Linked DNA regions of Mus musculus: region 2 is linked to region 1. Evidence: chromatin loops called from intact Hi-C (ENCODE). Cell type or tissue: left cerebral cortex. All regions are shown on one strand. Each heading gives the region's core, and the rest is flanking DNA. Links, peaks and the distances in the headings are about the cores only.

The links. A loop is a pair of places that touch in the nucleus more often than their neighbours do. Peaks named below come from ENCODE experiments on the same cell type or tissue, not always from the same donor. Only the 100,000 strongest peaks of a DNase experiment are listed, where the experiment ranks them.
Region 2: a loop joins it to region 1, with 2.0 times the contacts of the local background. A loop is called at or near these places in 5 of 42 quality-filtered maps.

What each region holds. Positions count from the first base shown.
Region 1 is chr1:165,909,051-165,921,030 of GRCm38, reverse strand. It overlaps Pou2f1 (POU domain, class 2, transcription factor 1), which reads left to right. Exons shown (of 16, transcript NM_198932.3): 3 at 4,009-4,109; 4 at 5,868-5,921; 5 at 7,682-7,804; 6 at 9,555-9,743. Among named protein-coding and RNA genes, the nearest start is that of Gm32999, 66 kb to the right of the region's middle. In left cerebral cortex, for the core only: no CTCF peak of the experiment used is centred there; a DNase peak (open chromatin) is centred at 6,766.
Region 2 is chr1:165,960,297-165,972,276 of GRCm38, reverse strand. The region is part of intron 1 of Pou2f1 (POU domain, class 2, transcription factor 1); the gene reads left to right. Among named protein-coding and RNA genes, the nearest start is that of Pou2f1, 36 kb to the left of the region's middle. In left cerebral cortex, for the core only: a CTCF peak has its summit at 5,049; a DNase peak (open chromatin) is centred at 5,045.

The DNA of each region.
Region 1 (11,980 bases), core at 4,774-9,773:
TTTGCTCTGGTTACTGATTAATCACTTAGATAATATTTTGCAAATAAGCATTGACTTGGATTCCTTGGTAATTGGATATAGGAGGCTTAGTTACTATGCAGTTATCCAGTTGAAATGTTTCTATACATTTTCCGCTCATTTCTACAGCAAGATCAGTCAGGTTCAGGTTCTTTTTTTTTTTTTTTTTTTTTTTTTTCCTTTAATGATCCCTTTCCATTTTACTTTTATCTAAAATGTTGCATAAATGAAATCATCCTAATGTAGCTAGCCTTGGAGTCTCTCTTTGACCAAGCATAGCAGAGTTGAGAATCAGCTGTATTGTGTGTTTGTTGGTTCAGTTTCATTTCTTGTGTTGCCCACCAAATGTTAGAGACATATAAAATATAGTTTTGTAGTAAAGAGGAGGTATAGATTTATTGGTTCTATGCTTAAATGCAGTCAGAGCTTAGTACTGAAGTCTGGGGAGGAATCCATTGTATATTGATCTTCCCCTTGCTGCCTCTGAAGGGAAAAACAGAACTTTGTATGAGACCACTCTTCGATCCTTAAACCTCACAAAAATTCAAATCTTTCTTAGCTGGGCCTGTACCTTGTAACTGGTGCTGTCCTTGGGCTCATCTCTCATGGTCTTCATTCTGTACCCAAAAATATTTTTTCCTTTTCCCGTCTTTTTTTTTTAAGGTAACTGTGTTTATGAATGAAGCTTGCTTGTATTTTTTTATACTTATCTTTGTCAGGTTATGGTATCAAAGTTATGCTGACTTTACTTAATGAGATAGGAAGTTTTGTTTTGTTAGTACTGTTCTCTGGGGAAATATGTAAATGATTTGAATTAATTGTTCATTGAAATTTTGGAAGCATTTCTTGGTAAAGTTATCTAGGGAGAAGCATTCTCTTTGGGAGAGATTTTTTTTTTAAATCTACTAATCCAATTTCTTTAAATGTTGTAAGACTCTTGTATTTTCTATTTCTTCTTGAGTCAGTCTTGAAAAATGCTGTTTTTTAGAGAGTTTTCTCAATTTCATTAAGTTTTGGTCTTTTATCACTGTTTTCTTTTTCTTCAGATTAATTTTTCAGTGGTTTGATATTTTCCTATAGAATTTGACAGATTAAACTACCCTGTTCTTCCCTTAGCTCTTGGAAATACTAGAATCAAGAGTTTCCTGCCCACTTGCTTCTCTATGCATTATTTCTCTGTATGCATTGTTTCTCTGTATGTATTTGGATACAAGATTCCAGAGATCCGACCTGGTAGTGCTAGTCTGCAGAGTCTTTGGCTCTGGCCAGCCATTTCTTGATGTACTCTAGACTCCTTTGGTGCTTTTCAGGGTCTTTAGACCTTCATGTGTCTAATATTAATCTTCTTACATGATTCATTGGCCAAGAGCCCAGTGAATAAACTCCTGGTTCCTTTTTCCGATGTTCCAGTTCTTCAAGCATGTAAACTGAAGTATTATTTTGCCTCTGAACATCGCTCTCTCCTCATAACAGCTCATATCAAGTTCAGTTGGGTTGTTTGTGTCAGACCACCTTTGTTTGTTAGCCTAGTTTAGCAATAGTTTGTCTGTGTAATATATTTCTGCTCTCATCTCACAATGTCTCAAATATCTTATTAAGAGAAATTATCTGCTTTTGCATCTTACATTTTGTATATATCTTAGTGGTTATCTTAGTGTTCTTTGTACACTAGTGGTCAGTCAGTTATAGGTACAAAAATCCACAAGTTGAAGGCTCAGGAAAGCCAAGTTTGTTATACTCACAGGTCCAGGAGACAGGGAACATTTGTGACACCCCTGGAAAAAGCGGATAGTTAGAAGTTAAAAAAAAAACTAACAGACAAAAAACCAGGAGGGAAAAGCTTAGACCACAGAGTATTCACTGATCCTAGGAGAGGCTGTCGCTCCTCAGCCAGAGGGGGTTTTGAGGTGCCAATATATCATAATATTTTTATGGATTCAGATATTTACAGTATAACTACTATCCTACATCCCAACCCCTAAAAGACAGAGTCATATCAATTAGACAGTATTAAGTGCTGATACTATTAACAGTAGTCAACTGTACTCAGATGCTGGAACTCAGTTCTCGTTATTTTAGTGCCTTGTAATTTATAAGGAGCTTGCTATCATTTTATATGGAAACTGAATGTAGAATCAATATGTGAATTTGAATGGACTCTATGCAAATTGGATATGTAATGTTAAACACTGGCACTGTTTTAGAAATACTGTAGCTGGTTCTGATGGCACACATTTGTTATCCTAGCACTTGGGAAACTAAGGAAGGAGAGTCATGAGTTTGAGGCCAGTCTGGGTTCTTTGTGAGACCCTGTCAGGGGTTGGGCGTGGAGTGAAAGATATGAATCTCTACTTTTATATTGAGGAAATCATTACAACAAAAAAAAACAGAATTTTTTAATATAAAGTGTGATTTAACTATCAGACAGCCTCTTATTAAAGTGTTTCCATCAGTAGTAAGTCCTTCTTGCTCCTCACAAAGTCACCAGTGAATTTCTTCTGTGCAAGTAAAATACTCAACTAAGTAGAACAAGAGTAGAAGACAGCCTGAGACCCTCTCTCGGGATAGTCTGTATCATCCTTTCCAACATTAAAAATGATCTCTTCCTAAAAACCACCATAAATGCCATGCCAGTTTTAACCTGCTTGTTCCAATCACTGTATCTCATACTGTGATCAGTAACACTTCTCTCCCACCCATCCCCATCTCAAACAAGGTTTCTTTGTATAGCCTTGGCTGTACTAGAAGTCACTTTGTAAACCAGGCTGGCCTTAAACTCACAGAGGTCTGCCTGACAAAGTCCTCCAAAGCACTAGGCGTGTGACATTGCTGCCCAGCTCAGAAACTCTTAGAGTGGCCACTGTTTCAGTTTTGACCTGCTTTTAAAGCATTGTTGGTGTTCTACTTGTTCTACCTTTTGAAGAGAAATCACTTGTCTTAGTTACTTCTCTACTGCCATGCTAAGACACTACGGCCAAGACAACTTACTGGAGAAAGTTTATCGGGGTCTTATAGTTTCAGAATATGAGTTGTGGCCATTGTGAGCAGACAGGCATGATGCTGTAGAAGCGGAGAGCTCACATCTTGAAACAATAACAATAACCATGAGCTGAAGGGCTAAAAGAGACTGGCATGGGATTTTGAAACTTCAGAGCTCACCCCAGTGGGTCACATATCTCCTCCAAAAAGGCCATACTTCCTAAAAGAGTTTTCACCAACTAGGGACCAAGTATTCAAATACATAGGCCTATGGGGCCCTTCTCATCCAAACTAGCACTCTCTTTACTGTATCTCCTTTTTAGTTAAAATTTTTCTTTATTCTAGAGAAATAATACATGTATATTATAAAATATCATCATATCCACTTCCTATTTTCCTCCGTCTACTCCTCTCCTAACTCCATGGCTTCTTGGCAGGTGTATGTGTGTGTGTGTGTGTGTAAAGGTGGTGGTGGTGGTGGTGGTGGTGGTGGTGGTGGTGGTGGTGGTGGTGGTGGTGGTTTTGGTAAGTACAATTAGTGTTGCCCATATGTATATGGGTTTGGGGCACAGAAAATTTACTAGTAGGCACACCCTCAAAATAGATTGATCCTCCCTCCTACAGCAACTATCAACTACCAGTGGCTCCTCATTAGAGGGATGGAGCCTGAATAATTCTTCTCTATTGTGCTAGAATTTTGACTGGCTTGACCTTGTGGATCTTAAGCAGGTCACTACAGGTACAAGTTCATGGCCATTTCACACACGGAAAACCTTTCATAGCACTTCTCCCCATCTTCTATCTCTTCTGTTCTTTCTGTCTCCTGCCCTCAGAGTTTCTGGATCCCCTCCCATGGTGTCCAGTTTCCATTTTTCCAAATCTCTTCATCTCTTTGAAGATTTAGAAAAGTAATTGTTCAAGACAAGTTCCTACTGATGTTGGTAACTGTAGTTGAATACTTTACTTCATTTGAATGTACTTTATTTAATAGTTATTTTGCTTGCTTTCCAGGCACACAAACCAATGGTCTGGACTTTCAGAAACAGCCCGTGCCCGTTGGAGGAGCGATCTCCACAGCCCAGGCCCAGGCCTTCCTCGGACATCTTCACCAGGTAGACTGTTGACCAGCAGCCATAACTGAGAATGCTGTTAAACAAGGAGGCATGACATGCTAGGGAGGTTATTTCAAATCCTGTGTAACTCTTCTGCTCAATGATTCATGTGGAATTAATACGTTCTGCATAACTAGCTATTGATTCTATAACTGTGTGAACAAAAGATTTTTTTGTTGCATGGGACATAATATAACAGCGAGGTCACTTTTTCCTATGAGCATGAGCTTGAGTCTGTGATGGCTTAGTGCGGCTAGTAAAACACCAGAGTCACTTGAAATTAAGTGGTGACTACCACTACCATGAAACTATTGTCATTTAGGTAGCTACTGATACCGACCACATGCCCCCCCTCCCCCAGTCTAAATCAGAGCATGAATTCTGTTCATTTATGTTTTCACTCTTTTCACAAAAATGTCATTAGACTACCTTTTTTTTTTTTGGAAAAAAATTTTATTTTTTATTTTTTTGTTCTTCTTGAAAATAGGTGAAATTCTAGGAAACTATCCTCAAATTTGTTTTTTAAGCGAAGTCAAATTGGAATGAAGAATGTAGTTTCATTTTAATCCCAGGCACGGGAATGTGGGGCTGCTTCAGACTGTCTGCAGCAGGTGATTATGATTTGCCTTGTGCTTGAACAGAGGCGTGGTTTTGCCAGCTGCAAATAGTTGTATAGACTGTATGATGTTTGAAATCCTGGAAATTTTTCAGAGGATATATGAATGTTAGAATCCCTATAGGTGGGTTGGTGGTTGTTGTTCAGGGGGGTTGATTGTGGCTTGTTAATAGTTCTGCTCAAAGAAGAAACAAGAGGAAAGATATTAAATTCAGGAATCAATCTCTTTGTCTCTCTCTCTCTCTCTCTCTCTCTCTCTCTCTCTCTCTCTCTCTCTCTCTCATCTTGTGATTGGGGTAAAACCACGAGGGTAGGCAAAGGGTGGGAAAAAGAACCCACAAAGCAACAAAGACCAACCACACCATTTTGTTTCACCTTCCATTTATTCTAGTTTATAGTCTTCTCCCTTTTTAGTCTTTCAAGACATTAACCTTTGAGGGGCTGCAAGATAGAAGAAAACAAACTCCCTCAATAAATAAATAAACGAATGAATAAATATTTAATTTTTAAAAAGACTAACAATCTCAGCATCTGTGGAGAGAGAGTGGTGCACATGTAAATTCTTATTCTCATTTTGTCCTTACTTAGATGATCTGATGGTGACTCTTTTCTAAATCAGGTTGCTATCATGATTGCAAAATGATAGTTTTCTAATTGCCTGTCTGTCCCTTAATATGACCATGATTTGAACTTTTAAAAATATGCATTAAATATTGAGACAGATTTTTTTTTCCCCTGTGGCTCATAGGATAAATTCTCTTAACTAATTCTTTTGTTCATAATAATAAAAAACATGCACGGGCATAGTTTGTTTGGGAGATATGTTATGTTTTAGACCCTAAGCAACTTTTAACTACGAATAGAGTGTAAAATAAAGAGCAGCCACCCGGAGAGAATGGCATGCTGACTGATGGTGCGCGTTTAGTGATGGTGCTAATTCAAAAGAAGTTCCTGTGGTTTTCAGTTGGAGGGGAATTATGAGCTTGTATGTAAAGTTTTAACCCCATAAAATAATATCTTTCAATGTTCAATTCTAAGTTGGTGGTATATCTTAGTATCTAAAGTATTTCTTGATAACACCTCTAGTGATAAATGAGAATACTTTAGTTTATTAGGTTCATTATTAACTACTTTCCTCTTAGGTCCAGCTAGCTGGGACAAGTTTACAGGCTGCTGCTCAGTCTTTAAATGTACAGGTAAGTTGGAATATGAGCAAATAGGTCATATTTTCTATTTATTTTTCCATAATTTCCTGTAATGAGCACATAATTTAGAAAAGAAACTACTTGCAATTGTTACTTTTTATTAATTTTATTGTTTTTACAATTTTTATTGCTAAATCCAGGTGGTAATAGTTATTAATGGAAATCAGTTTAATCTGCTGTGTGTGTGAGCCAAAGGTGGACAAAGAAGTTGAGAATGAAGTTCAGGAACACACACTAAACCCAAAATGAAACAGCTTCTCAAGTATTACTCTATTTTCCCAGACTGTGTATCATTATTCAGGAAACACTGGCTAGAGAATCAGGGACCTTGAGTTCAAGTCTCAATAACCTTTGGCAAGTTACAGCCTGCTGGAGGCTTTGTGTACCTGTATTTAAATAAAGACAGCAATAGCATCTTCTCTGCTCTGAACAGAAGTAAAGTTAAAGGGCACTGGAGTCATCACCCAGTGGTTAAGAGCAGTGTACATTGATTGATCTTACGGAGGACTCCAATTCAGTTCTCACGTCAGGGTAATTTGCACAACTCCATAACACTTCAGTCAGCTTTTCCTTATAGTGTTTGGGAAACTAACTGTCAAGAAGGAAACACAGTATTCTAGAAGATTGATCTCAGTGATGCTGATGACTAAAGATTTGGGGTTGAACATTCTCTGAAATCTTGTGGAATATGGACCTAGTAACACATGGAAACAAGGAGAGAAAAAGAGATAATGTGGTCTTCCTTTCTGAGAGAGAGGAGGCAGAAAATTGCCTTGGTTGCCATGGTAAACTTAACATCCCTTAGAGAGATGTTGGCAAACAGGCTATATCTCCAGTGCAGAATGTTTACAGTCCTGCACTGTAATTATCTTTCAGTGACTGGCAGAATTAATCAGAGCTTTTATGTTAATTAGCTTCGCTGTAGTTCCCCAAACAGGTGGTGGAAAATATGCAAATCTATGCAGAATTTTGATACTCTGCATAACCAGTTTTAATTACCATAAAAAATTTCTTTCTAGCCCTTTAAGACCTATATTTCTTGACTGTATTGTTTTATTTTGTTTTGTTTTTATTTTGTTTGTTTGTTTGTTTGCTTGTTTTTTGAGAAAGGATTTCTTTAGCCTGACTGTCCTGGAACTCAAAAACTCTGTAGACCAGGCTGGCCTTGAACTCGAGTGATTAGCTGCCTCTGCCTGGGTCTTCCCAGTGCTGAGATTAAAAGAATGCATCACCACTGTGTTTGTATTATTTTCTTTCAATCTTGTACATTACTTGGTGGGAAATGTTGCACTTAAGAGTTCTTTAAAATAAAATTTAAAAGTTCTGTGGGTCAAGTAATTGAATTGTAAGATGGTATATAAAAAGGTTTGAGACTTGCCACAAAGTATATTCAAAGTGTTAGTTTGAAGGGTCTAATAATAGAAATGAATTGAAAATGCACCCTTTCTTTTATTCTTATTGCTTGAACTAGGGATTTTGAGGTTATTAAAGGTTTTTTTAATTTGTGTAGGACCAATTTAGTTTTTCTTTTAAAAATTTATAATTGCAATTTTTCTGAGGTTAGAATAAAATTTAAGAGTGCACCAGTAGACAAAAAGGCATAGGAGAGAGAAAGGAAAAAGAGAAAACCCCAAACTCAAAATTGAATAGCACATATTTAAATAATTTTTTAATAACAGAGTTAGAAGTACATTTCTTTTAATCACCTATTTGAGATACTTTATTTCATTTCCTACCCAACTCCATTTCAGTCTAAATCCAGTGAAGAGTCGGGAGATTCGCAGCAGTCGAGCCAGCCTTCTTCCCAGCCGCCTTCAGTGCAGTCAGCCATTCCCCAGACCCAGCTAATGCTGGCTGGGGGACAGATAACTGGGGTAAGTTTTCCTTGAGAATGTTGTAATGAACTTCCTATGTCTGAACAGCCACTGGTTGCATCTCATTAAAATGGTTCACTACATCCGGCCCTAGCATGCACTACTGTCCATAAGGAGCTGACGGCTAGATGTGGAGTGCTCCTCTGGAAGAGGAGTTACTTTTGCCATTCTTTACAAGATGTCTTTTTGTTACAGCTGCAGGCATTCAAAATAAACTACTAACTTTTTAACCCACATTAAAAAATAGTGTTGCTTCATTGTGCAAGGGAGTTGTTGCCATACGCAGGGTGAAATTCCAGTTGTGTCATGGCAGGACAATTAAAGAGTGGATTCATAAAGAAACATGTCTTGAACTACCCTGAAATAGAATATCCTGTGTGTGTAATCACTAATCACTCAGGGTGAGTTACTTTCTCTCTCCATACCTCACTTTCCCCTTTTCTAAGTGGAGGTATTAATAATATCTCTTTTAAGTACCATTGTAATTTATGCAAAGCTCTTAAAACAGTGCTTGGCATGTAGCCTTCAGTAAATGGTAGTTATTTTGACTTGTAACAAATTGTCCTCCATGACTGTTAAGCTTTTACATGTTTAGCGATTTCTGTTCTAGACTATTATTTGGGATGGTGTTTCAGTGTTGAACGCGTATGTGACGAGGAGAAGGGAGAGAAGGAAGGAGCTAATCAGGTCCCAGCGCACCAACCTTCCGAGCTTCCGTAGTTAATTTCAGCTGCTGTGACTGCGCTGTCGATGCTTCTTCTAAGAGTGATGCACACTTATGTGCAGTATTTCATCACTAGAGATTATTAATATATGTACTTATTTAAAAATATAAATATACATACACACATTTTAAAGAGTAGGGAATTTTTTAATAGTTTTGCTCAGGTTCGTGTGTTTCTAATAAAATTGATTGGTTAAATTAGACCCTGTTAGTTTAGAGGGCAGGCTGTGATGCTAAATGATTGTTCATGAGACTAGATATATAACATGGTCCTTTCCTGTTTGATCAGACCATGTCACCAAAAGAAAGGCCCAGCACACTTACTACTTTGATGTAAGCATATTTGAAATGATGTGTTATGGAAGTTTATGTTTGTTCTAAATACATTTCTTGCTTTATTGTTAGGGTTTGGGTTTTGGTGATTAGTGTCTAGGATAGATAGATAGATGGGCACTTGGAATTCCAGGTTCATGTACCTTGAAGACTATTAATTCTGGGTGTTTAGATTCATTTGTGTTTAAGAGGGTGGCTCTTACCACCTGTTTCCTAGAGATAATAAGTTGGAAAAAAATGTAAACTTGCAAACCAATGCTTTTCAAGGGCAGGAGATTGGGTAAGGGAGGGTCCTGGAGGAGGATTTTTAAAGGAAACAAGTGTGGCTCCTGATTTTTAGTCACATGTGAAGATGTGATGGAAGTAGTGAAATACGATGGGGATTCAAGCAGCTGGGCCTTACCAGTTCTCTTCCTGCACCTGCCAGCATCCTTTTGTCCCTCATTCATCACCTGCTGTTGGATATAAATGTCTTTGCATCCTGTCAGCATCAGTCCTTTGTTTTCATTCCTTGTCTAAATGATTGTTCAAGTCTGAAGTGCAGACTACTTTAAGTTAAATGCTGTGGTAGAACAGGTAGTTTGTTCATTGGTGGACAGGTTAGCTGTACATTGACCAGTAGTGAGAACCTAATCCCACTTGAGTTACCTATTTAAAGGCACTCAATCTTTCCCTTCATTGTTCTTACTCTAGCTCACGTTGACCCCAGCCCAGCAACAGTTACTGCTACAGCAGGCGCAGGCCCAGGCCCAGCTCCTGGCCGCTGCAGTGCAGCAACACTCCGCCAGCCAACAGCACAGTGCTGCTGGGGCCACCATCTCAGCCTCCGCCGCCACACCCATGACGCAGATCCCCCTGTCTCAGCCCATACAGATTGCACAGGTGAGGAAGGGAAGAGCAAGGTTACTGGGACAGCAAACAGCCAATAAAATGGGAAATTCTCTTCCATATTGTTAGCCTTCTGGTTGCTGCTGTGGGTCTTTAAACACCCAAGGAACTCTGGTTCAAGGTGGCATTATCGCTTCTTCCCTTTTGCTTATTTGAGTTGATATTATAAACATCTAGCTGGTTATTTGAATAAGTGAATGTTTATGTTAAATGAAATTCTTGAGTAAGTAGCTGGCATATTTCTGAGGCAAGGGGTTTCAGTATTCATCTTAATTCATCTTATTAGCCAATCATAGCAGGCAAAAATTCTTCCATGTGCTCTATAGTAAGTGTTGCCACCTTGTAAAAAAAGACAGCAAGTCATCTTTCTGCTGTGGAGTGACTAGGACCATGGAGAACTGCATTAAAATGTTACAGGGTTTCAGTTTTTACGTTTTCAAATAAAATATCCAAAGGTAGTTTAAAAATTACTTAGAGTCATAAAGAATTATAACAAAAGAGAAAATATGTGACCTTGTTTCTCTCAAGGGAGGGACAGGGAGCCTGAGAAGTTGATGTAGCAGAAGCAGGGTAACAGTCTAAGCAGAGTAACTCCTCCTTCTGTCCCCAGGGAGGGGGTGCTGAAGGTGTGACACAGTTTGACGAGATACTTGAAATAGACTCAGACTGATTTTTATTATTACTGTGTGGACATCTGTATCAAGATAGTGTTTTGATTTGGGCCATTTTCTTCATCAAATAAATTATGTTAGTGCCTAAACTTTGAGACTTTACCTGAAATTAATATAAATAGAATGATTTATATGAAGGCATTGAAAAATGTAAGATACTAGAGCCAATATAAAGCTGTATTGTTTTGTTATATCTGACTTTTATGTGAATTTTTAAAATAACTTAACATCAATTCCTAAATTGAATTGGATAAGCTGGTGTCAAATTTCAGGAATCAAATCTTTTATTTTATTGATGGAAATTTTGTTATATCACTCAATTTTTACTTTAGAAAAAAAAATGGAAGCCAGGTGGCACACGCCTTTAATCCCAGCACTTGGGAGGCAGAGACAGGCGGATTTCTGAGTTTGAGGCCAGCCTGGTCTACAGAGTGAGTTCCAGGGCAGCCAGGGCTACACAGAGAAACCCTGTCTTGAAAAAATAAACAAAAACAAAATAAAAAACAAAATAAAAAAAAATGGGTCAAATATTCAAATCCCTTTTTCCTCACTTAATTTTTCAGGAACATTTAGTCTTTGTTTAGATCAGAGCTAAATGAACAGAACTTATAGAATGAATGCATATTAATTTATTAGCATTTATTAGAGTAGTTTACAGGCTATGGTCTGGCTAGTCCAATGATGGTGGTCTTTCAGTTCATGCAGCTGGATGTCTTAGCTAGTCTTTATTCCGTCTTGAACTCTTCTATTACCAGCAGAGGAATTCCTCAGCAACAGGATAGATGAATATAACCAGAGGGAAAGAGCACAGAGACAGGAAGCAAAAGGGTCCTTCTTCCCTGTTCCTTTATGTGGGCTATCAGCAGAAGGCACAGGCCAGATTGAGCATGGGTCTTCCCAGCTCAGATGAGCCGATCAAGAAGAGCTCTCAGAGGCATGCACAGATGCTCGCATTTTAGTTGATGCCAGAGGCGGGCAGGTTGCCATCCAAGGTTACCTATCTCAGTGGTGGCAGGTGGAAGTAGAGAGTTAACTCCAGACTTGTCTTCTGATCTCCACATGCATGTGTGGCTTACACAAACCTCATCACACACTAATAACAATAAAACTAAAATTGAAAACTGCCTCCCCCAGAACATTTATTCTCTATTCATTTATTCTGAAAGTATTTTAGGTAACCATTGAAAATTGGGCTTAACACAATCATGATTCTATATAATATACATCATAACCTCAAAAATAACTTCTTGCAGAGGCCCTAAGTTTTTTCAGTTTTGTTTTTGATAATTGCTGTTTGTGTGTGTAAATCAAAACAATTCTCAGGAGTCAGTTCTCTCCTTCCACCGTGGGTCTGAAGATCACACTTAGGTCTTCAGTCTTGCACAGCGAGCACTCCTACCTACTGAGCCTTCTCTGGCCTGAGGCCTGAGCATTTCTCACACACTGACACTGTTGGAAGCCACACTGTTGGGACATGAAAAAAAGCTGAGTATTGTCTCATTGTTATTTGATGTGACACAAGTCTTTGCCTAGGAACCTTACGACTAATCCAGCTTTCAT
Region 2 (11,980 bases), core at 2,397-7,396, 54 kb before region 1:
GGAGAGGAACCTGAAATGATGGGAGGAGGTGGACGCATGGTACCTGAGCACAGGTGACCAGCCACGTGGAAAAATGTAGGTTATATGGGTTGTCTTTGATTTAATCAGAGTAGAGCCTAGCTAGATGGCCAAGGTATTTGTAAATATAAATTGAGCCTAAGTCTTATTTCTGGGAGCGTGGGGCTGAGAGGCAAAAAACAGACCTAACTTAAACATCTGCCTTTGTGTGTACCACTGCATATCTAATACTGTACCAATTTATAAAACTAATTAAATTCACCTTTGTTGACTTGTGGTTTAAAGTTCTGTATTCAGGCTCTTTTGCAGATAGATTAATATTACAAAAACACATTTCTGAATGATACTACTCAAAAAGCCTTTTAGGCTTTTGTGTGTGTTTGTGGGGGGGTGTCTGCAGACTTAATATCCCAGTAATATAGGCCTAGTGAGAATTTAGGCCCTTTCTCAATTACCTCCCCATGCATTCCCTACTCTATACATACTATTCTTTAGCTTTCTCTTGATGTTACATTTCTTTGTAGTTGATGTGACCTTCGCAGAGAAGGGTGTGTACTAAAGTGCTGAGAACTTGGGCTACTAGGTCATATTTGGCAGAGCTGAGATGAGAGGTACTTAAACTTGCTGTGTGCCAGGTATTGTGGCAGATCATGGAGCTCAGATACCAATTGACACATAAGTGGTCTCTGCTCCTTGTAGACGTAGTCTGCAGAATATTTTAATCATTAGTAATTAATGCACTGCTGTAATTGCAAACTGGGTGAGTCCTGTTGGGAAATACTCTGGGGTACTCTGAGCAAGTATAATGAGGAGAAGGGGTGAAGCTGATTTAGAGAGGCATGTGGGGAACATCTTTTGGAAGTGAATTTAAAATGAGGATTGAAATGGGAGAGCATGTAGACAAGGTGCCTTATCTGTTCCTGTTCTATCTTCCAAATAATTAACACAAAGACCTGTTAAGTTTATTAACAAACTGTAAGCCTAGGCTGGGCAGCAGGTTCTGAGCTATTCTAACCCTTTAAAGCTGTTAATATCAGAAAAATGCCCAGTTACTTGCCAATCTGGTCTTGCCTTGGCTTTCTCTGATCCATTTGTCCCCTGCTGTGTCCTGATATATGGAAACCTCCTGGTCTCTCCATGTGGTCCTTCTCTCACTGGGATCCCTGGTTGGGATTAGAAGAAGTCCAGCCTTTCTAATTCCACTGCCTTTGACCAATCAGAAGAAGATGGATATCCTAGGTTTTGGGCTAATATCCACTTATCAGTGAGTACATATTGTGTGAGTTCCTTTGTGAATGTGTTACCTCACTCAGGATGATGCCCTCCAGGTCCATCCATTTGGCTAGGAATTTCATAAATTCATTCTTTTTAATAGCTGAGTAGTACTCCATTGTGTAGATGTACCACATTTTCTGTATCCATTCCTCTGTTGAGGGGCATCTGGGTTCTTTCCAGCTTCTGGCTATTATAAATAAGGCTGCTATGAACATAGTGGAGCATGTGTCCTTCTTACCAGTTGGGGCATCTTCTGGATATATGCCCAGGAGAGGTATTGCTGGATCCTCCGGTAGTACTATGTCCAATTTTCTGAGGAACCGCCAGACTGATTTCCAGAGTGGTTGTACAAGCCTGCAATCCCACCAACAATGGAGGAGTGTTCCTCTTTCTCCACATCCACGCCAGCATCTGCTGTCACCTGAATTTTTGATCTTAGCCATTCTGACTGGTGTGAGGTGGAATCTCAGGGTTGTTTTGATTTGCATTTCCCTGATGATTAAGGATGTTGAACATTTTTTCAGGTGCTTCTCTGCCATTCGGTATTCCTCAGGTGAGAATTCTTTGTTCAGTTCTGAGCCCCATTTTTTAATGGGGTTATTTGATTTTCTGAAGTCCACCTTCTTGAGTTCTTTATATATGTTGGATATTAGTCCCCTATCTGATTTAGGATAGGTAAAGATCCTTTCCCAATCTGTTGGTGGTCTTTTTGTCTTATTGACGGTGTCTTTTGCCTTGCAGAAACTTTGGAGTTTCATTAGGTCCCATTTGTCAATTCTCGATCTTACAGCACAAGCCATTGCTGTTCTGTTCAGGAATTTTTCCCCTGTGCCCATATCTTCAAGGCTTTTCCCCACTTTCTCCTCTATAAGTTTCAGTGTCTCTGGTTTTAAGTGAAGTTCCTTGATCCACTTAGATTTGACCTTAGTACAAGGAGATAAGTATGGATCGATTCACATTCTTCTACATGATAACAACCAGTTGTGCCAGCACCAATTGTTGAAAATGCTGTCTTTCTTCCACTGGATGGTTTTAGCTCCCTTGTCGAAGATCAAGTGACCATAGGTGTGTGGGTTCATTTCTGGGTCTTCAATTCTATTCCATTGGTCTACTTGTCTGTCTCTATACCAGAAGATGGAGAAGAGTGTTTACAAAACAATGACACAGGTGATGCTTCATAGACATAGTAATATACTCAACTCTCTGCTAGTATAGAAATCATGTGTGACCACACCTAGTTAGATAAAATAATTTTGTTGAGAGTTTTGTTAATAGTGTATTCTTAGTATGTAGAAAACTGCATGTACCAGGCAGTCAGTGGCTCATAGCTGAGTGAATGAGTGGAGTAAAAGCTGAGGGGACAGGGAAAACACAGTCTGGATAGGAAAGGCTTGGTAGTTGAAGTAGTTAGAAAAGATGTGGAGAAGCCGTGGGTTTAAGACAGAATTTGTAAGAAAAACTAATAGGATAGTTGACAGTGATAAAGTAATTTTGTTTATCTGTTGTGCCCCAAGCTCAGTATTTCCTTAAACTACCATGTTAGTAATTAGATAAGAGACCTTGTTCAGTGTAGTGAAGGCTAGTGAGAATTTAGTAAGTATTCAGCTGCTGAAAATATTTGTATAAGGTTTGGGTTTTTTCTGTTTTGTTGTTTTGTTTGTTTGATTTTTGTCCTGGGGAGGATTGTACTCACAGGCTCAAGCGTGTCAGGGAGTGCATTACTGACTGAGATATGGTCTTAGCTCTTGATGTATACTGTTTTGTTTTGCATTTTTGGAGTCATGGTCTCATGCTGTAGGCCAGGAAACCCCTGTGTAGTTAACAGGCTGGTCTCAGACTTGGCAGCGCTCTCCTAACCTCAGCCTCTTGGGTGTTAGGTCTCTAGCATGAGCTCTCATGTTGGTTTCCTTGTCTACTTAAAAATAGGACTATGATGCCTGTCAAGGTGGCTCTGTGTTAAGAGTGTTTGCTGAAAAGACTGATGACCTGAGTTCAATTCCTTCCACCTGGTGGAAGGAGAAAAGTGACTGTTGCAAGTTGTCACATGCAAAGGACACACACTAAATGAATAAACAAGTAAAATACGTTTAAATTTAAATGGGGTTTGTGAGATAGCTTGTTGAAGTACCCTGTGATGTGGTTCCTACCTAGGCACAAATTTTGTTCATCCCGTTCTTCCCAGGGAGAGGCAATGATCAGACACTCTCTTGTAAATACCCTAGAGTGAACAGACCTGTCCACTTTTCTTTCCCAAAGAGAATTGCCTTGTTCAAAAAGTCTGTAGTGCTGCATTTGAGAATTAGAGTTAGTGGTGTTAACGTCTACACATGTGAACCCTAAAATAACCATATCCATATCCATTCAAAGAGTGATTCGAAGTGGTTGTTTTCTTTCTCTCAACTTTTGTTTTTTGAAATTAAAATTACACCATTTTCTTCCCTCAGACTCCTCCCATGCACCTTTTGTGCTCTCCCAAATTCATGGCCTTTCCCTTTAATGTTTTTTTCATTTGTTTTAGACAATTTTTGGTCTATAACTGACCTACTTCCATGTACATGCACATAAGTCTAGCTGAAAAACATCCTTTCAAAATAGCTATTTTGGAAAGGGCATACAGTGTTTTAATTTTGCCTGTTATTACAGTTGCCTTTGAGATAGTGCAAAGTTTTAAGTTTTAAGTCTACTCACTGGTACTAGGAGTTGATTGTGGCTTCTGAATACACTGTGTAGTGTAATGTGATTGGGCATTAATTAAATAAGTATCAACTATAAAGTAAGATTTTATAAAATTGTAGCTGACTTTAAAGTAGTTTAAAAGTACTACTTTTACAACATCTCAGCAAATATTGGGAATATGTACACATGTACACATTTTCAGGTAATTTATCAGATGTCAAATTTTAAAAGAGTATATAGTATTAGGAAAACAAAATGATAATATTAGAAGTTACTTTAGCACAACTTTGGGAGAACAGTGTAATACATTGAATTTGAAATGTTTGCACTGTTTAACTGAAATCCGTTATCACTAGTCATTTGTTTATAGAATTAGTTTAAGCTATCAGGGAAAGATATATAAACAGTACTACTTCTTGAAGCTCGGATGTTAGTGGAAGTAGAAATAATTCAATAGAGCATAATATGTTGTTTTAACACACCAGAAATGAGAGCTATGTGTATGATGACTTCTTTTTTTAAAAAGGAGATGTAAAATACATGTATGGCATAAGATGAAAATTTATGTATCTAAGTCACATGTATCAGGAAAACCTGGGAAAGTAAATACTAAATGTAACAGGAATAGGACAGTTTCTTATGTTTTAGACTTATCTGGTTGTTTTATGCTGAGTATCTTTCAAAAACAGTAACCAAATCTATTTTAAAGCCAGACATTATTATCGAATCACTTTATAGCTGTCTTTTTCCTTTTTAAAAAAATTATTTTTAGTTAAGTGTATGTGTGTGGGTTTGTGCCTGTGAGTGCAGGTGTGCACAGAGGTCAGAGGCAGTGGAGCTCTTGGGGCTGGAGTTTAGGTGGTTGTGAAGTCTATGTGCCAAGCTCCTCATTAGCCTCATACAACTATGTTTTTTATTGCTTTAAGCTGACTTTTGTCGTACAAACCAGAGTTATTTATATTTTTGATTAGCCAACGATTCCTAGGACTTGTGATTTCTTGCTCAGTTATTTTTTCATGCCTTCAAGATGACAATCAGTTGATGTTTTTTAGTCTGTTAGCCTTGACTGCACACTTCATCCTGTAGGTGGTGCTCGTGGTTTTTGGTGTTCTTTTGTGCTACTTCTATCTCAACATTTTCCTAATCTGGGAAATCATTTAATACCCACTGTTGTTAATAGAATGCTTATCTTTTATGTAACTCTTGAAAAATCAGTATTTACTATTTAAAGAAATATTTGTAGCAGAAAATAATCTGTATTAAATTTTTTTTTGTAGAGTTTATTTTGCATTTTACTTGTCTACTTAACTACTTAGTGTAATATTGGAAATTTTTATTTTAATTCTGAATTTTACTAGCCAACTCCTCAAAATTCCCCAAGTCTAGCAGAACTAAATTATCACAATGAGTTCTTTTTTAAGTCCTCCCTTCCCTTCTCTTTGTGTGTGACTCTCACTCTTCTCTCTCCCTTTTTTCTCATCTGTCAAGTTCAAGAGCAGCTCAGATGCCATGAATTAAGTGAAGCACAAAAGAGAGAAAGGAGACCCTTTTGAAGAACAAAGGCCTCCCATTAGGCTGCCATGTTCTTTTCTGACCAAAAGTGCACCCTGCATGGTTCCTATTGTTGTCCACATGCCCTGCACATACGGTAAATACAGTAGATCCTCATTACCTCACGTTTTCCTCCCCTTCCTCCTATGCCACACACAACCAGTGCAGCTTTAGGTCTTTGATATCTTTAGGCATTCTTAATACAGATGCTTTATATCCTTTTAAAAACTACAGGGGAAGAAATGGAAGTGGAGAACAGGCACACCAAGTAAAACCCCACAAGAAGGGAAAATTAGCTGTTAGATAAGCTGCAACCCAAGAGCCAGGGCAGGTGGAGGAACCAAAGACTTATGGTGTTATTCTGCTCTGTGCTAGTTAGCATCCTGGCTTTTAAAGTTACAACTTTGATTTATATGGACTATGGATTAGTTATTCTTCTCTTTGTCCATGCGACAGAACAGACAAGCGGGACAAATTGAGTTGCTGAGTGCAGTCTTTAAATGAGAGCTTGTTGGTAATCTGCATGCTTGCCTTTGCTGTCATGTACGTGACTTATCCATAGGTTCATTGCTCTGTTTTCATTGGAAATGAACTGCATTACCTATAGGTTACTACTCGTGTTCTCATTGGAATTGAACTGAATTATCTGTAGGTTTATTATTCTTGTGTTTTCATTAGAATTGACCTAAATCTTCTATAGGTTTGTTATTCTGTATTTTCATTGGAATTGAACTGTGGACTGGGGGAAAAAAAGTTTTAAGTGGTAAATAGAGTAAACTGTGCAGAGCTTGGTTGTTTACATTTTTTTGAGGCAGGGTCTCATGTAGCTCACATTGGCTTTGAACTCACGCTGTAGCTGAGGATGACCCGGATACCTGATGTACCTTTACTTCCTAGTTGCCAAGGTTATAGATGTGTGCAGCAACCCTACCTGGCCAGAAGTTGCTGAAAGTTCATGTTGTATGCATTTGAGATTAGTCTGTACAGTTGTTTTAATGTTGCTGGAAACGCCCGTGGTACTTAACTTACAAAGGAGTGTGTGGTTCTTGATATTTGCTCACAGTTAACTATGGAGGAAAAGACTGTCATTACCAAGCATGTCGAAGTAGCTAAAGGCCTCCTTATTGTACAGCAAACATGGAGTCCTGACGACTAGAGGTTTGGGTATTGGTTTTATTTTTATTCTTTGAAAGAAATTTGACAGTTTTTTGGTATTGTTAAGGAGAAAAGAGATGGAAAGAATGCCAGAGGAGAAAGGATGTACTTTTACTGTAATTTTAAATAAAAACATTTGTTTTGATGTAGGAAAGAGTGAGAACCGACCTTTCGGCAGCATGTGCTTTCTTTCTGTAAGACTGAGCTGACGACAAGCAGTTTGTGGCAGCGCTTACAGGCTGTCTTGAACTCACTGTGGATTATGGGGCTGCCCTTTTAGGATTATAGATATGATTTAGTGAGGTTAAAAAGAACATTAAATAAACCTTTTCTAGAAATAGTGACATTTTATTTTGAAATTTTCATGAGATGAAATTGATGTTCTGGCTTCTTTTTCTACTTGACATTCATATTAAAAATACCTAACATTTAACTTTTTTTGCCCTAAAATTTTTTCACTAATATTGAAACCTGGCTTAATGCGTGTGATTGTAATTGTGTGTGTGTGTGTGTGTGTGTGTGTTTGAGAGAGAGAGAGAGAGAGAGAGAGAGAGAGAGAGAGAGAGAGAGAGAGAGAAGGAGAGAGAAATATTTGAAAAAAATGTGTTTGAGAGAGAGAGAGAAATATTTGAAAAAAATATTTGACCTTACTTAGATGCTTTTTAGGAATAATGAATAGTTTCATGTTTTGAGGGTACAGTAGTCAGCAAGAATCCTTCAGATTATATACTTGACAGCAAAATAAAAGGCAAAAATCTTCTTGCTTTGTGTTGTATAGGTAATTACCATTTCTGTTGACTGTATGCAACGAGGACTCTCAGGCAAGTAAGAGACTTGTTCTAATTTTGTCTTGCTTTTGCCACTGGTCACACAATTTTCCTCTTTTGTTTTTTGCGGGGTGGCATTTGCCGTCAGAAGAAATCACTGACAGTCACACCCAGATTGCTAAACTCCAGTGCATTCACTGATATGTTCTGCTGGGATCACTGGTGACAGCTTTGATACAGGTGCATTGAAACATTTGCCTTTGAGAGATGGAAAGTGAGTTCTCGTTCTTTTATTGCATGCTCTTGTCTCCTGCCATCACATTTCAAGAACAGTTTTGTTCCTAGCATTCGGCCTGTCACTAGTGCCCCGCTGTTTCTCTTTGCTAATCAGAATGTCCCCTGCACATCCAGACAGTTCATACATGGAGGGCTACTGCTGTGAAATAAATGTGACTCCAGGCCTCCAAGGTTGTGGTCATAATTTTATAAGTTAGTATTGATTTTTAACATTTTGTATATTATGCTGTAAATGAAATTGAACTTACATTGTTTTAAATAGTTTCTTTTAGAACCATTAGCTTTAGATTTAAAGACATGCTAGGTCTTTAAAATATACCGTTGTTCAATTATAACCATAGTACACAGAATTAGAAAAATCAAGTAAACAGTAACTTTTAAAATCAGAAAGAATACCCAGGGAAGTGGTGATAGAAGCAATTTAGAGCTGTGAGCCAGCTTTCCTCTTTGAGCTTTCTTTGAAGCTATTTGAACAGTTGCTGGGGTAATTTTAAACATTAAATGTATTTGTGACTAAAATCTTCCTTCTCTAGCTACTAGCTACCAAAGCCTCACAGTGGTCTCATTATATAGAATTTAAATGATGGTTAAAAGAGACAGGGAATAATAAGGTTGGTTAAACCTATATTTATTAAAAGATAGAGCATGAAAAGATTTGAAGCCTTATAGTAGTTCAAGGTAGTAGGATTCATAAAAAGTTGAGATGCCCTCCCAGAACCCCTGCTCCCCCCCCCCCCCAAGGATAGATTTTGACTTAAAAACATTCATCTGTGCCCTGGGGAGAGAGATGGAATGAAACGAAGACTTCAGAAAGTTTCCTTGGAAGACTTAGAACTGGGAATGGAAAGTAGAAATTAATGAACTATCAAGAGAGAAACAATTTTTATTTCCACAAACACTGATGAAAACCGGAGGACAGACAGTGATCCTTAGGCCACTCTCCACGTGCTCCTTGTGACTCACGTGCTCTGTCGCCACGTTCTGCAACCCATGCTATCTGTATTTACTTGGCCCAGGGGCAAGGGTTGGTTTTATGTTTTCAGATGTGTAAAAAAAAATTAGAATGAACAAGATTTTATGGTATATTAAAATTATTTGAAATTGAAATGCTAACAGATAAAATTAAACTTAAATCAAGACACAGAAATAGCCACTTGTATATGTATTGTCTTTGGTATTTCTAGCTGTTCCTGGGCTGCAATGATAATATGGAGTAGTTGTATCAGAGACTATATGGCTCATAAAAGCTAAATTTCATGCTTATTTCCTGGCTATTTACCCAAATTTGCTGGTCACAGAAATGTAGCATGTTTTCTAAACTAGAAGTTCTTGGCCATTAATGAAATTCCTTTATACCTTTACCCGGTAAATAATTTTATTATTATTATGCAGTACCTGCATAGTCAGTGTGTTTTTGTTCTCCATAATACTCCCTTGGTTGAGTGTTTTGTGTTTTTTTTTTTTTTTTCCCCTTTAGAGATAGGGTCTCCATAGATAACTCAGTCTACCCTTGAACTCATGATCCCCCAATGATAGCCTTCCACGCTTGGATTATAGGGGCTTGAAGGCTAGCAAGTATTTAATTACTTCTGGTTCTCTCATTTGAATTATGAAAAAAAATTATTTTTCAGAAGTCAGTCTAATTTGCTGTTCCAAGTCTACTGAAAACTTTGTAGCTCTATCTTTATTCATGCTTACAAAAATTACAAGAACTTAAACATCAGAATTGCTATTTGCTATTTGGAAAAGCTACATTGAGATGAGCAGTTAGTCTTTTCTTGAAGGTATTAGTACTAACAGAGGTTATGTATTGGATACTTTAAGATACATTAGAAGTGAGTGCTGTCAAGATGTCTTAGTAGCTGAAGGTGCTTGCTGTCAAGCCTTTCAAACCCACATGTAGAAAGACAAAATCAACCCCTGTAGTTGTCCTCTGACCTCCACATACTGGCCCTGGTTCACCCACACAATAAATAAATGAATAGTTTTCTAAGATGTACTAAGTGATCACATTCTAAACATATGCTGCCAACACTGGCTTATCTTTCTCTTGTTCTCGGGTCTGCTTTGTTCATCTCCTGTCAGACGTAGGAGAAGTGTGGTAGTTGTTGGGAGTAACATGGAAGTCTTGTAATATTCTGAATAAAAATTTAGGGTAACTTCTATTAGGAGTTTTTGAGTTGCCTGGGTAAAGGGAGTACTGTGTGCATGAGGATTTGAACTTATACTCCATTTCTCTTCTTTCTATTAAGCCTCACTTGCCTCAGCCAATAAAAATATGAGATTTAAATACTAAATGAGAAGCTGTAGAGTTTGCTTGACAGTTAACAGTTGCTGCCCTTCAGATGACCCAAGTTTGGTTCCCAGTGTCCGTATCAGGCAGCGTCAGAGGATCTGATACCCACTTCTGGCCACCCACAAACACTAATAAAAACCTTTTAAAATAAAGCAGAAGAAGTTAGTAAGTTTACCAGAGGTAGAAAAGCTGTAGTTAATTTTCTTGCTTTCTTTCCCTTCCCGAGAAATCGGGCCTGACTGGACCATGCTGCTTATGATTGAATTAACTCATAGAGGAAAAACAAAAGCCAGAACCATTGATTAAACATTTATTCTGAGTGAACAACTGCTACTAGATAAAGATGAGACCTCATAGCTAAGTTTTCTCAGCCCTTATCATATCTAAGCAGTAATGAGTGATAGTTCCTTCACTTCTTAGTGACTACTTCACACAAATGTAAGGGTTATTCTATATAGACCTTTCCTGCATGTGTAAACTATTCCGTTTGTGTGGTGGTTTCAAAGAGAAATGTTTCCTGTGGGCTCAGGTCCTTGAACGCTTAGTCCCCAGTTGGTGCTGTTTGGGAGTTGGTACAGTCTTGCTGGAGGGATTGACCACTGGTTTGTGAAGTACTGTGAACTTTTACCCAGAACTTTCCTTCTTTGACACCCTTGACCACTCACTCTCTCTCTTGAAACTGCCCTCCCTGGAAGCTGAAATCACGCCTCTGTTTCCTCTCTTCTACCTGGTAACTCTCCTACTTTGTCTCCTTTGTTTCCTTAGATGTTGGATTCCTGAGGGCTTGATTCTAGGATTCCATTTCTTTTCATTCTACAGCCTAATGTATTCATGCCCATGGCTTCAGTTACTGTTTGCTGATGCTATCTGGCATTTCCTTGTGTCCTGTATTTCAGGGAGAAATATCAAATTATTCATGCCCAAGGAAAAGACATGCTCCCCTTTACTTTCCAAATCCATAGCCTGTCTTATCCTAGCATAGGCAATCCTTATCTTCCCTCCTGGAGCACAGCAGGTACACTGGTTCCCCCCAGTAGGTGTCCGTACAGAAGCAACTGCAGTGTATGTTCTGAAAGGACAAATGTAACCACTCTTAGGATTATAACTTAGGTCATTTGGGTGACACAGCCCATTCTACTTTCTCAGTCTCTTCCCTTGCCTGTCTATACATAAGCCACTTAGGCCTGTGTCCAGATTCTGACAAATATCCTGCTTTGACCTTCTACCTCTCTTTCCTAGACAGTTGTCATTTTATTATTTGCATCTCAACACAAAGACAGTTTCTGTACAAAAACTGCTTGGTGCAGTAATTCCACAGATGTGGAAGGCACTCCAGGAGTCGGAACTAGAGAGGAGAGGTCTGGCTAGAAGGGAAACAGCAGGAGCGCAAAGTGGTCCTCAGCAGTACTGAGAACAGGGTTTGATGTTTCTTAGACTGGCCTCTAACTCCTGGCCTAAGTTGATCCTTAGTCCTCCTGTCTCAGCCTCTACTTAGGAATACTGGTGCTTGGTATTGGAGGAGTTTGTTGTGGTTGGTTTGTTTGCTTGTTTGTTTTTCTTTTTTTAATGACTAGTCAGACAAAAGAAGGTCACTGATAGCTTTTAGAAGCTTGAAATACTACATTCTACAGCACAAAACAGAATTCCCTCAAAAAAATATGCTCAAAAATTTCAGTAGTGCTAAGTTTAAGATATAGTGGTCAAATGCAGGGTACCGTAGAGAGAACTAATGGAAACATGCATCTATATTATTGCCATCGCATCCATTCTTCCAATAAACAGAGACATGAGTACAAATTTAACTCAAGCATGTTTAGCTCAGCATGGTACATGTAAATGTGTCCCTAAAACAGAAGTTCTACCTGCTCAGCATGGTCTTTCACCATGCAAAATAGATGCTAAATGAAGCCAGCTTTGCTATAACCTCCCAGCTGTGTTGTCTCTC